Regions from separate parts of the Homo sapiens genome. Here region 1 is linked to region 2. A link is a loop called in an ENCODE intact Hi-C map of the cell type or tissue named here. Cell type or tissue: K562. All regions are shown on one strand. Each heading gives the region's core, and the rest is flanking DNA. Links, peaks and the distances in the headings are about the cores only.

What was found. A loop is a pair of places that touch in the nucleus more often than their neighbours do. Peaks named below come from ENCODE experiments on the same cell type or tissue, not always from the same donor. Only the 100,000 strongest peaks of a DNase experiment are listed, where the experiment ranks them.
Region 1: it touches region 2 in a loop (8-fold over the local background); 1 of 110 quality-filtered maps calls a loop at or near these places.

What each region holds. Positions count from the first base shown.
Region 1 is chrX:121,251,633-121,257,275 of GRCh38, forward strand. No RefSeq gene overlaps it. Among named protein-coding and RNA genes, the nearest start is that of MIR3672, 120 kb to the right of the region's middle. In K562, for the core only: a CTCF peak has its summit at 2,881; no DNase peak of the experiment used is centred there.
Region 2 is chrX:121,043,702-121,049,325 of GRCh38, forward strand. GLUD2 (glutamate dehydrogenase 2) reads left to right here and starts at 3,909. Exons shown (of 1, transcript NM_012084.4): 1 at 3,909-5,624. The coding sequence starts at 3,984. LOC105373328 (a long non-coding RNA gene) reads right to left here and starts at 3,773. Exons shown (of 4, transcript XR_938572.4): 1 at 3,358-3,773. In K562, for the core only: CTCF peaks have their summits at 3,834 (motif pointing right) and 4,530; a DNase peak (open chromatin) is centred at 3,840; H3K4me3 peaks cover 828 bases.

The DNA of each region.
Region 1 (5,643 bases), core at 854-4,853, 210 kb after region 2:
CCGATAACAACAACACTATTTGTATATACAAACACAAAGCAAAACAAAAACTAATAATAATTCTGTGCTTTAACTTCATCCCCCACTTCCTAACTTTTTGTTGTTTCTATTTATATCTTATTGTATTGGCTATGTCTTGAAAAATTGTTGTAGTTATTATTTTGGGTATGTTCACCATTTAGTCTTTCTACTTAGGATAAGAGTAATTTACACATCACAATTACAGTATTATAATGTTCTGTTTTTCTGTATACTTACTATTACCAGTGAGTTTTGTACCTTCATATGATTATGTATTGCTCATGAATGTTCTTTTCTACCTGATCGAAGTACTCGCTTTAACATTTCTTGTAGGACAGGTCTGGTATTTATGAAATCCCTTAGCTTTTGTTTATCTGGGACAGTCTTTGTTTTGTCTTCATGTTTGAAGAATATTTTTCACTGGATATACTATTCTAAGGTAAAAGTGTTTTTTTTTTTTCCCCTTCAGCACATTAAATGTGACAAGCAACTCTCTCCTGGCCTGTAGGATTTCCACTGAAAAGTCTGCTGCCAAATGTATTGGAGCACCATTGTATGTTATTTGTTTTCCCTTGTTGCTTTTAGGATCCTTTCTTTATCCTTGACCTCTGGGAGTTTGATTATTAAATGCCTTGAGGTAGTCTTTTTTGGGTTAAATCTGCTTGTTGTTCCATAACCTTCTTGTATTTGAATTTTGATACCTTCTCTAGGTTTGGGACTTTCCCTGTTATTGTTCATGTGGATGAACTTTCTATCCTTATCTCTTTTTCTGCTGCCTCTTTAAGGCCAATAACTCTTAGATTTGCATTTTTGAGGCTATTTTCTAGATCATGTAAATGTGCTTTTTTTAAAAAAAGCACATTTGTCTCCTTTGACTGCGTATTTTCAAGTAACCTGTCTTCAAGCTCACTAATTCTTTCTTCTGCTTGATTAATTCTGCTATTAAAGGACTCTGATGCATTCTTCAGTATGCCATTTGCATTTTTCACCTCCAGAAATTCTTCTTGATTCTTTTAAATTATTTCAATCTCTTTGTTAAATTTATCTTTCAGAATTCCGAATACATTTTCTGCATTATAATGAATTTCTCTGATTTTCCTCCCTATAGCTATTTTGAATTCTCTGAAAGGTCACATGTCTCTGTTCTTCCAAAATTGGTCTCTTGTGCCTTATTTAGTACATTTTGTGATGTCATGTTTTCCTGGATGGTGTTTATGCTAGTAGATATTTTTCAGTGTCTGGGCATTAAAGGATTAGGTATCTATTGTAGTCTTAATATTGGTAACCATTCTTCTTACGAAGGCTTTTCAGATATTTGAAAGGACTTGGTTGTTGTGATGTAAGCTGTATCTGCTTTAGTGGGCACCCCAAGCCCAATAACAATGTGCTTCTTGCAGACTTGTAGAGGTACTGCCTTAATGGTCTTGGACAAGATCTGGTAGAATTCTTTGGATTACCAGGAAGAGACTCTTGTTCCCTTCCTTTACATTTTCCCAAAGATACAGAGTCTCTCTCTCTTTTTTGAGCCACCTAAAACTGGTGGTAGACACAAGCAGCCCTGTGGCCACCACCACTGTGACTACACTGAGTCAGACCTGAAGCCATCATAGCACAGGGTCTCATCCAAGCCCTGCTGTAATCAATCTTGGCTACTGCTTATGTTAGCTCAAGGCCCTTGGGGTCCACAATCAGGAGGTGGCAAAACCAGCCAAGACTGCATTCTTCCCTTTAGGGGGGCAATGTTTCCCAATCCCTGGATGAGTCCAAAAGTGCTGTCTGGGAGTCAGTAACTTAAGTAAAAGTCCTCTGCTATCTACCTGGTGTTCTGTTGCACTGCGGCTGAGCTGGCACTCAAACCACATGAGGCAGTACTTTCCACTCTTCCCGCCCCTTTCCAAAGGCAGAGGAGCCTCACTCCATAGCCACCACTACCCTAGGCCATGAGGAGTACTGCCAGGCTACTGCTAATGTTCTCTTAATGCCCAAGGGCTCTTAAGTCAGCTTGTCATGAATGCTGCCTGGCCTTGGACTCACTCTCCAGGGCAGCGGGCTTCCCACTGGCCCAGGGCAGGTCCAGAAATGCTGTCCAAGAGTCAAGTACTGGAATCAAGGACCCCAAGAGCACGCTTGGTGCTTTATCCCCTTGTGGCCTTGCTGGTACCTGAGGTACAAGACAAAGTCTCCTTGACTTTTCTTTCTGTTTTTTGCAAGCAGGAGTAGTGCCCTATAGCCACCACAGATGCTTATGTGGTGAGTCTCAGCTGAAGCCAGCAAGTCTCAGAGGTGCACCCAAGACCCTGGCTGTAGTACCTGGGTATCACTAGTTATTCAGGGCCCAAGGGCTCTTCAGTTAGCAAGTGATTAAGGCTGCCAGGACTGGGTCCTTTCCTTCAAGGCTGCAGGTTTCCTTCTTGCCCAGGGTGTGTCTAGAAATGTGTTCTGGAAGCTAGGAGCTGGAATGGGGGCCTCATGACTCTGACAGGTGCCCTTTCCTGCTGTGGCTGTGCCGGTATCCTAGATGGAAGATGCAGTTCTCCCAACTCTTTCTCTCCTCTACTCAAGTGAAAGGAAGGGGTCTGTTATGGAGCTGTGAGCTGTACAGCCTGGGGTTAGAGGAGGCGTGATTGCAGCACTCCCTTGGCTTCCCCATCTGGTGTCTCAGTATGTCATGTGCCCCTGCAGTTCACTGTCTCTGGGCCTAATTTAGCACTAGGACTCACCTAAGATTTGCAGTCCTTATGGCCTAGACTGCCTTTCAAGTTTACTTGGAGACAGAGAGTGCTGTAGCCTTTGGTAGCGAGGTTTGCAGGCACTCAAGTTTGGATTGCTGGGATCTGCGATTCCCCTCTGGCTAGGGTTGGTTTAAAAGCTCCCCCTATAGGCAAGCATCAGCTGAGTGTTTTGAGGGTTTTCTTTCTGCTCCAACAAGAGAGTAATGAGTTCATTTCCTCACAATTGCTGTGCGCTCTCCTCCCCAGCATCCAGAGTTGCTCTCCACACCATGCTGGTGATGCTGGGGTGGGGGATGCGTGGTATTGACAATTCAGGACTGTTTTTTCTATCTCTTCAGTGCCTCTTTCAGTAATACATAGTTAAAACCAGGTACTGTAAATGCTTACCTGATTTTGCATTCTTTTGTAGATGTTTTTTTCTTTGTAGATAGTTGTTAACCTGGTGTCCTTGTGGAGGAACAACAGTAGAGGTTTCTATTCTGCCATCTTGCTCTGCCCTCCAAAGCCCGAAAATGTTTTTATTTTTAAAGTCTTGCGATGCGATATAACTTTCCTTTTGTATCTATGTATCATTACTTTAATATAGTTGTGTTTTTGAAAAAAATGATAGAGGATACATGTACTAAATTAGTTTCCATGTATGTCTAGGTTGAGATTAGCTAATATTCCAAGTCGACATAAACTAGGCACCAATGTATACTTGATGTCAGTTTCCCAAATTGCAAGCACAGGGCAAAAGCGTAGATAAATAACTGATAAATAACTAACTTAAAGAATTTTGCACTCATGTCAAAAGATTGCTGTGACAGTTAAATGGCATAATATATGTAAAACATTTAGAATAGCATCTGGCACATAGTAAGCACTATGTGTCTTTGTTGTTGATGCTGTTACTGTTGTTAAAAAATTATACTACAGTATATTTGCGTGTGTGTGTGTATGCGTGTGTATGTATCAAGGGCTTGACTTTAGTTTTAAAATATCTACAATTTGTTCTGTCAAGTACTTAGATTTAATCAACAATTCTAAATTATCTTCAAAAATCCAAGAGAAACACATAGGTATGTAAATATGAATAGAACAATGGTGTAATATTCATTATTTATTTTTAATTCTATTAACATGGTTTATTTGCATCTTATAGCTATTTTCCTTTATAGTCAAGTACATGCCAATATAGGTGTCATGATTTTACTAATACTCTATGTGTGTGGATTAAAAAGTCAGCTCTTTATCATTTATTTATTCTTTAGCACTATGCTTACAATTTGGGAAACTGTTGTCAGGTATACATTGATGCCTAGTTTATATTGACTTGGAAAATTAGCTAATCTCCCTCTAGGCATGGAAATCTGATTTAATACATGTTTTTTTTTTTTTTTTTTTTTTTTTTTGAGACGGAGTTTCGCTCTGTCGCCCAGGCTGGAGTGCAGTGGCGTGATCTCGGCTCACTGCAAGCTCTGCCTCCCGGGTTCACGCCATTCTCCTGCCTCAGCCTCCTGAGTAGCTGGGACTTACAGGCACCTGCCACCACGCCCGGCTAATTATTTTGTATTTTTAGTAGAGATGGGGATTCACCGTGTTAGCCAGGATGGTCTCGATCTCCTGACCTTGTGATCCACCCGCCTCAGCCTCCCAAAGTGCTGGAATTACAGGTGTGAGCCACCGAGCCCAGCCTGCATTCTCTGTAATTAACCCCAGTGTGCAGATGAGGAAACTGAAGAACGTTAACAATAGTAACTCAAATTTCTCTGACTCTTGACTCTGCTTACTTATATAAGGCCTCTAGCTCCTTGCAGATCTTCTAATTTCACTCTTCCCTATCATCTATTATTTCTGAGTGTCCAGATACAGCTTGTGAATCTATACAGTTTGTGTTGTGTGCTTCTGTTGCATACTTACGCTTCTGTGTGTCCCTTACCTAGCACTAGTTTCCAACTAGGTACTGTTGCCACTCTGTTAGGCAGTATAGTCTATTGTGTGTTTTGGGGAGAGTGGAGGTACTTTTTATTTGTACTCTATTGACTCTCAGAAGGTAGCATCATTGCTTCATTATCCCTCAGGGGAAAAAGCAGTCTTCTGCTGGGTGCCACCACACTTTCCTTGGACACTATTGCTGCTTTTCTAGACCACCCTCTAGAACACTGATGGTAGCGAAGGTGAACTGTCCTTTGTGATAAAGAGACCCCTCTTTTGCTTTGTTCTACATGATTAGTGGAGTTGAGAACAGTCTGCTTATCTCTGAATGTACTGGAATTTTTTTATTGAAACTGCAGTTTGCAACTTTTACACAAAATACTCTTTCTTTTCAGAGCTTAGATATGTTTCCATGAGGCTCGGCCAAGGACAGATTTGAGTCATATGTTATATGTGGAATTACTACTCCCTTCAGATGACTAAGATTTGTTGCTAGGTCGAGTTTTTGTCTTTTCCCATCTCTCTCTCTCACTTCCTGTAGGATGAATTTCCTCTTAGTAGCCTCTTTGTCCCCCAGTTTATCCTTCCAGATTTGTTCAAGGATTTCTTAACCAATCATTTAGACTCAAGCTTGACTCATTTTCATAGAGAAGAGACCATTTGGTTTTGCAGTACCCAGTGTGCCCTCTTCAAGGTGTGAGTCATCAACAAAGATAGAATTCTGCTGCAATTTGATTTTTGTAAAAATAAAGTGGTTTCAGCTGATGAAGCAGAACCAATAGGGGCTATCAAGTTGTGCTGCTTAAATGCATTTTTACATTTCAACCTTTTCAAAGATCTTAATTAAAAAGAATGCCCATTAGTACCCAATACTCCAACCAGTACTCCTTTCCCTTTTTGAGTTTATGCAGCGTATCATTTTTTTTCATGAATTCTGTCAGCACGTAAGAGAATATTGTGAAAGTAAATAGCT
Region 2 (5,624 bases), core at 1,625-5,624:
TGCAGTATTGCAGTCTCCATATGATTTTTTTGGCTGTAAGCAGTGTCAGTGGTGCCTGTGATTTTCTCAGTGGCATAGGGTGCAGCTGCTAGTACAGGCTGTGACATTTTCGTGGTCACAGGTATATCAGGTTGGCCAGTGCTCAGGCTTTATTGGTGAAAACATCAGGCTGAGCATGCCTGTCACTGGGCCTCTGGGTGGCATAAGCTGGCATTGGCATTAGTTGGTCCAGGTGGGCTGATTCCTGGGGCTCCAGGTAGCTTGCTCACATGTTGGCAGTGGCAGAAGTGGGCTGGGTGAGTGGCCATATCCTCAGGCCTCTTGGCAGTGGGCGTGGCATGGTGATGGCAGTAGCAGTGGCAGGATAATCCTCTGCCTTGCAATTGGTCCTCACTAGTGTTGGCAGTGACTACAATGGGCTGGGTGGGCTAGTACCCAGGCCTGCATGTGGCATGTGTGAGTGGATGCCTGCTGTGGTAGTAGCATCAGGTTGGGTGGGCTCATTCCCAGGACCCTGGGAAGAGTGCTCTGGTGTTAATGGTGGTTTATGGGGCAGGGCAATTCCCAGACCACCTGATGGCATGTTCAGCACTAGTAGGTGGAATCAGGCTGAGTAGGCCTGTCCTCGGGTCCCTTTTTTTTGTTGGCAATTTTTTGATTACCATTTCAATTTTGCTGCTTGTTCAGAGATTCTGTTCAGAGATTCTGTATCTTGCTAGTTTAATCTAGGAGGGTTGTATATTTCCAGGAATTCATCCATCTTTTCTAGGTTTTCTAGTTTATGCTCATAAAGGTGTTCATAGTAGCCTTAAATGATCTTTTTTATTTCTGTGGTATCAGTTGTAATCTCCTGTTTTATTTCTAATTGAGCTTATTTGGATCTTCTCTCTTCTTTTCTTGGTTATCTCACTAATGATCTGTCAATTTTATTTATCTTTACAAAGAACAAGCCTTTTGTTTCATTTATCTTTTGTAATTTTTGTTTGTTTCAATTTCATTTAGTTCTTCTCCGATTTTTCTTATATCCTTTCTTCTGCTAAGTTTGGGTTTGGATTGTTCTTTCTCCAGTTCCGTGAGGTGTGACCTTGGATTGTCTATTTGTGCTCTTTCAGACTTTTTGATGTAGGTATTTAGTGCTATGAACTTTCCTCTTAGCACAGCTTTTGCTGTATCCCAGAGGTTTTGATAGGTTGTGTCACAATTATCGTATTGTACAGTTCAAAGAATTGCAAAAATATAGAACCAGCCCAAATGCCCATCAATCAATGAGTGGATAAAGAAAATGTGATATATATATATCCCATAGAATATTACTTAGCCATACAAAGGAATGAAATAGTGGCATTCACAGCAACCTGGGTGGAATTGGAAACTATTATTCTAAGTGACGTAACTCGGGAATGGAAAGCCAAACATTGTACGTTCTCACTCATAATTGGGATCTAAGCTATGAGGATGCAAAGGCATAAGAATGATACACTGGACTTTGGGGACTTGGGGGAATGGGTGGGTGGTGGCAAGGAATAAAAGACTACATGTTGGGAACAGGGTGCACTGCTCAGGTGATGGGTGCACCAAAATCTCAGAAATCATGACTAAGTAACTTATTCATGTAACCAAACACCACTCGTTCCCCCAAAACCTATTGAAATTAAAAAAAAAACAAAACACATGCACACGAATGTTCATTGCAGTACTATTCAGAATAGCAAAGACATGGAGTCAACCTAAATGCTCATCAATGACAGATTGTCCAAAGAAAATGTGATACATATACACCACGGAATACTATGCAGCCATAAAAAAGAATGAGACTCTGTTATTTGCAGGAACATGGATGGAGCTGCAGGCCACTATTCTTAGCATATTTACCCAGGAACAGAAAACCAAATATTGCATGTTCTCACTTATAAATGGGTGCTAAATGATGAGAACTCATGGACACAAAGAGGGGAGCAACAAACACTGGGACCTACCAGAGGGAGGAGGGTGGGAGGAAGAAGATCAGAAAACATAACAATTGGACTAGGCTTAGTACCTGGGTGACTAAAAAATCTGTACAACAAATTTCTGTGTCATGAGTTTACCTATATAACAAACCTACATGTGTACCCCTGAACATAAATAAAAGATTTTAAAAATTTAACTGATTATATGTTTAATGTTTATTTTTGGGCTATTCTATTTCATTTGTTTATGTCTGTCCTTATGCTGGTACCACGCTATTTTGATTACTTCAGGTTTGTTGTAAGTTTTGAAATCAGGAAATTTGAATCATCCAACATTGTTCTTTTTCAAAATTATTTTGAGTACTCTGAGCCCCTTGAAATTCCATATATATTTTAGAATAGACTTTTTTATTTATACCAAAAACATCATTGGGATCCTGATCGGGATTGCTTTAAATCTATAGATCACTTTTGTGAAGTATTATCCATTTTAATAATTGTAAGTTTTCTAATTCATGAACATAGAATGTCTTCTCATTACTTATGCCTCCTTCAATTTCTTTCAGCAATGTTTTGTATTTTGCAATGTACAAGTCTTTTGCCTCACTGGTTAAATTTATTCCTAAGTACTTTACTCTTCTTGATAGTATTGTAAATTGAATTGTTTTATTAGTTCCCTTTTTAGATATTTACTTCATAGCATATAGGAATGTAGCTGATATTTTTGTGTTTATTTTGTATTCAGCAACTTTGTTGAATTTGTATATTACCTCTGTGTATGTGTTTGTCTCCCTCTCTCTCCCTCTGTATAATATTTGGCGTTTGCTACACATAAGGTCATGCCATACGTGAACAGAGGTAATTTTACTTTTTTTCTGTTTTTTTTTCTTTCTTGCCTAATTCCTCTGATTAGAACTTCTAATACTATGTTGAATAAAAATGGCAAATGTAGGCATCTTTGCCTTGTTCTTCATAATAAGACATCCTGTGATTTTTAACATGCATTATGTTGTATGTTTTGGCAGCATTGTTGTTTTTCTTGCAAATAATTTAATAGTTTAACTCAAAGCTTCTAGGATGCTTTCATGTTGTTAGGTGAATCATTCCATGACTGCCGAATAAGGAATTTTCCAAGTGAATCTCAGAAATTTGTGTTTTAATAAGTGCTTCAGGTGATTCTGTTGCATACTCAAGTTTGAGAACCATTGTCCAAGGGGCAAAAGCTGCCATTGCCAATTGCTCTTTTTTATCTGAGAGGGGGCAGGATCCTCCTGGTCCACTGCTTGTGGATGCAACTTATTAAATGAAATAAGGCCATGAGTACTCTAGGGCCCAATCTCTGCTTTTTGTTTTGTTCACTCCTGTTTAAAATTTCACTCAGGGCTCTCTTTGGAAGAATTGCACTTACCTTTGCCATCCGGGGCTGAGGTTTCATTTTCTTTGGTTATTCCCCAGGCCAGTACCATTTGCTTTTTACTTTCCAGAAGTTCTGTAAAGATTGTTGATGGTACCCTTTCTTAGCTTTTTTTTTTTTTTTTGGTCTTGATATAGTCCTATTCTTCTAAAAAATCTTTTCATTTGTCTCCGTCAGACTTTGATGGAGAGGAGGGGAGATATTGTTTACATTTGTTAAAAATGGCTTTTAAGTTAAATTCTAACTAAGGGTCTATTAGGAAATAAAATTGCCTTCTGACTCCTTTTGATTTATTTTGCAGAATTGCATATATCCAAAGCTCTGGGTAATTATTAAACATTAGAAGTATAGAACAAACAGGCCAGCCAGGCCCGGCGAGGCCGCGGCGGGTCCGGCGCCCCGGACCTCCGGACCCGGAGGTCCGGCGCCCTGGTTGGCGCCCTGCCCCCAAAGTCCGTCCTCCCCGTTAGGTGGCGCCCAAGGGGAGGGGACAGCCGGGCAGGCAGGAAGCTGCGGCTTAAAAGGGCAACCCGCGCCGGACCCTTCCTTCCTAGTCGCGGGGAGTCTGAGAAAGCGCACCTGTTCCGCGACCGTCACGCACCCCTCCTCCGCCTGCCGCGATGTACCGCTACCTGGCCAAAGCGCTGCTGCCGTCCCGGGCCGGGCCCGCTGCCCTGGGCTCCGCGGCCAACCACTCGGCCGCGTTGCTGGGCCGGGGCCGCGGACAGCCCGCCGCCGCCTCGCAGCCGGGGCTCGCATTGGCCGCCCGGCGCCACTACAGCGAGTTGGTGGCCGACCGCGAGGACGACCCCAACTTCTTCAAGATGGTGGAGGGCTTCTTCGATCGCGGCGCCAGCATCGTGGAGGACAAGTTGGTGAAGGACCTGAGGACCCAGGAAAGCGAGGAGCAGAAGCGGAACCGGGTGCGCGGCATCCTGCGGATCATCAAGCCCTGCAACCATGTGCTGAGTCTCTCCTTCCCCATCCGGCGCGACGACGGCTCCTGGGAGGTCATCGAAGGCTACCGGGCCCAGCACAGCCAGCACCGCACGCCCTGCAAGGGAGGTATCCGTTACAGCACTGATGTGAGTGTAGATGAAGTAAAAGCTTTGGCTTCTCTGATGACATACAAGTGTGCAGTGGTTGATGTGCCGTTTGGGGGTGCTAAAGCTGGTGTTAAGATCAATCCCAAGAACTATACCGAAAATGAATTGGAAAAGATCACAAGGAGGTTCACCATGGAGCTAGCAAAGAAGGGCTTTATTGGTCCTGGCGTTGATGTGCCTGCTCCAGACATGAACACAGGTGAGCGGGAGATGTCCTGGATTGCTGATACCTATGCCAGCACCATAGGGCACTATGATATTAATGCACACGCCTGTGTTACTGGTAAACCCATCAGCCAAGGGGGAATCCATGGACGCATCTCTGCTACTGGCCGTGGTGTCTTCCATGGGATTGAAAACTTCATCAATGAAGCTTCTTACATGAGCATTTTAGGAATGACACCAGGGTTTAGAGATAAAACATTTGTTGTTCAGGGATTTGGTAATGTGGGCCTACACTCTATGAGATATTTACATCGTTTTGGTGCTAAATGTATTGCTGTTGGTGAGTCTGATGGGAGTATATGGAATCCAGATGGTATTGACCCAAAGGAACTGGAAGACTTCAAATTGCAACATGGGTCCATTCTGGGCTTCCCCAAGGCAAAGCCCTATGAAGGAAGCATCTTGGAGGTCGACTGTGACATACTGATCCCAGCTGCCACTGAGAAGCAGTTGACCAAATCCAACGCACCCAGAGTCAAAGCCAAGATCATTGCTGAAGGTGCCAATGGGCCAACAACTCCAGAAGCTGATAAGATCTTCCTGGAGAGAAACATTTTGGTTATTCCAGATCTCTACTTGAATGCTGGAGGAGTGACAGTATCTTACTTTGAGTGGCTGAAGAATCTAAATCATGTCAGCTATGGCCGTTTGACCTTCAAATATGAAAGGGATTCTAACTACCACTTGCTCCTGTCTGTTCAAGAGAGTTTAGAAAGAAAATTTGGAAAGCATGGTGGAACTATTCCCATTGTACCCACGGCAGAGTTCCAAGACAGTATATCGGGTGCATCTGAGAAAGACATTGTGCACTCTGCCTTGGCATACACAATGGAGCGTTCTGCCAGGCAAATTATGCACACAGCCATGAAGTATAACCTGGGATTGGACCTGAGAACAGCTGCCTATGTCAATGCCATTGAAAAAGTCTTC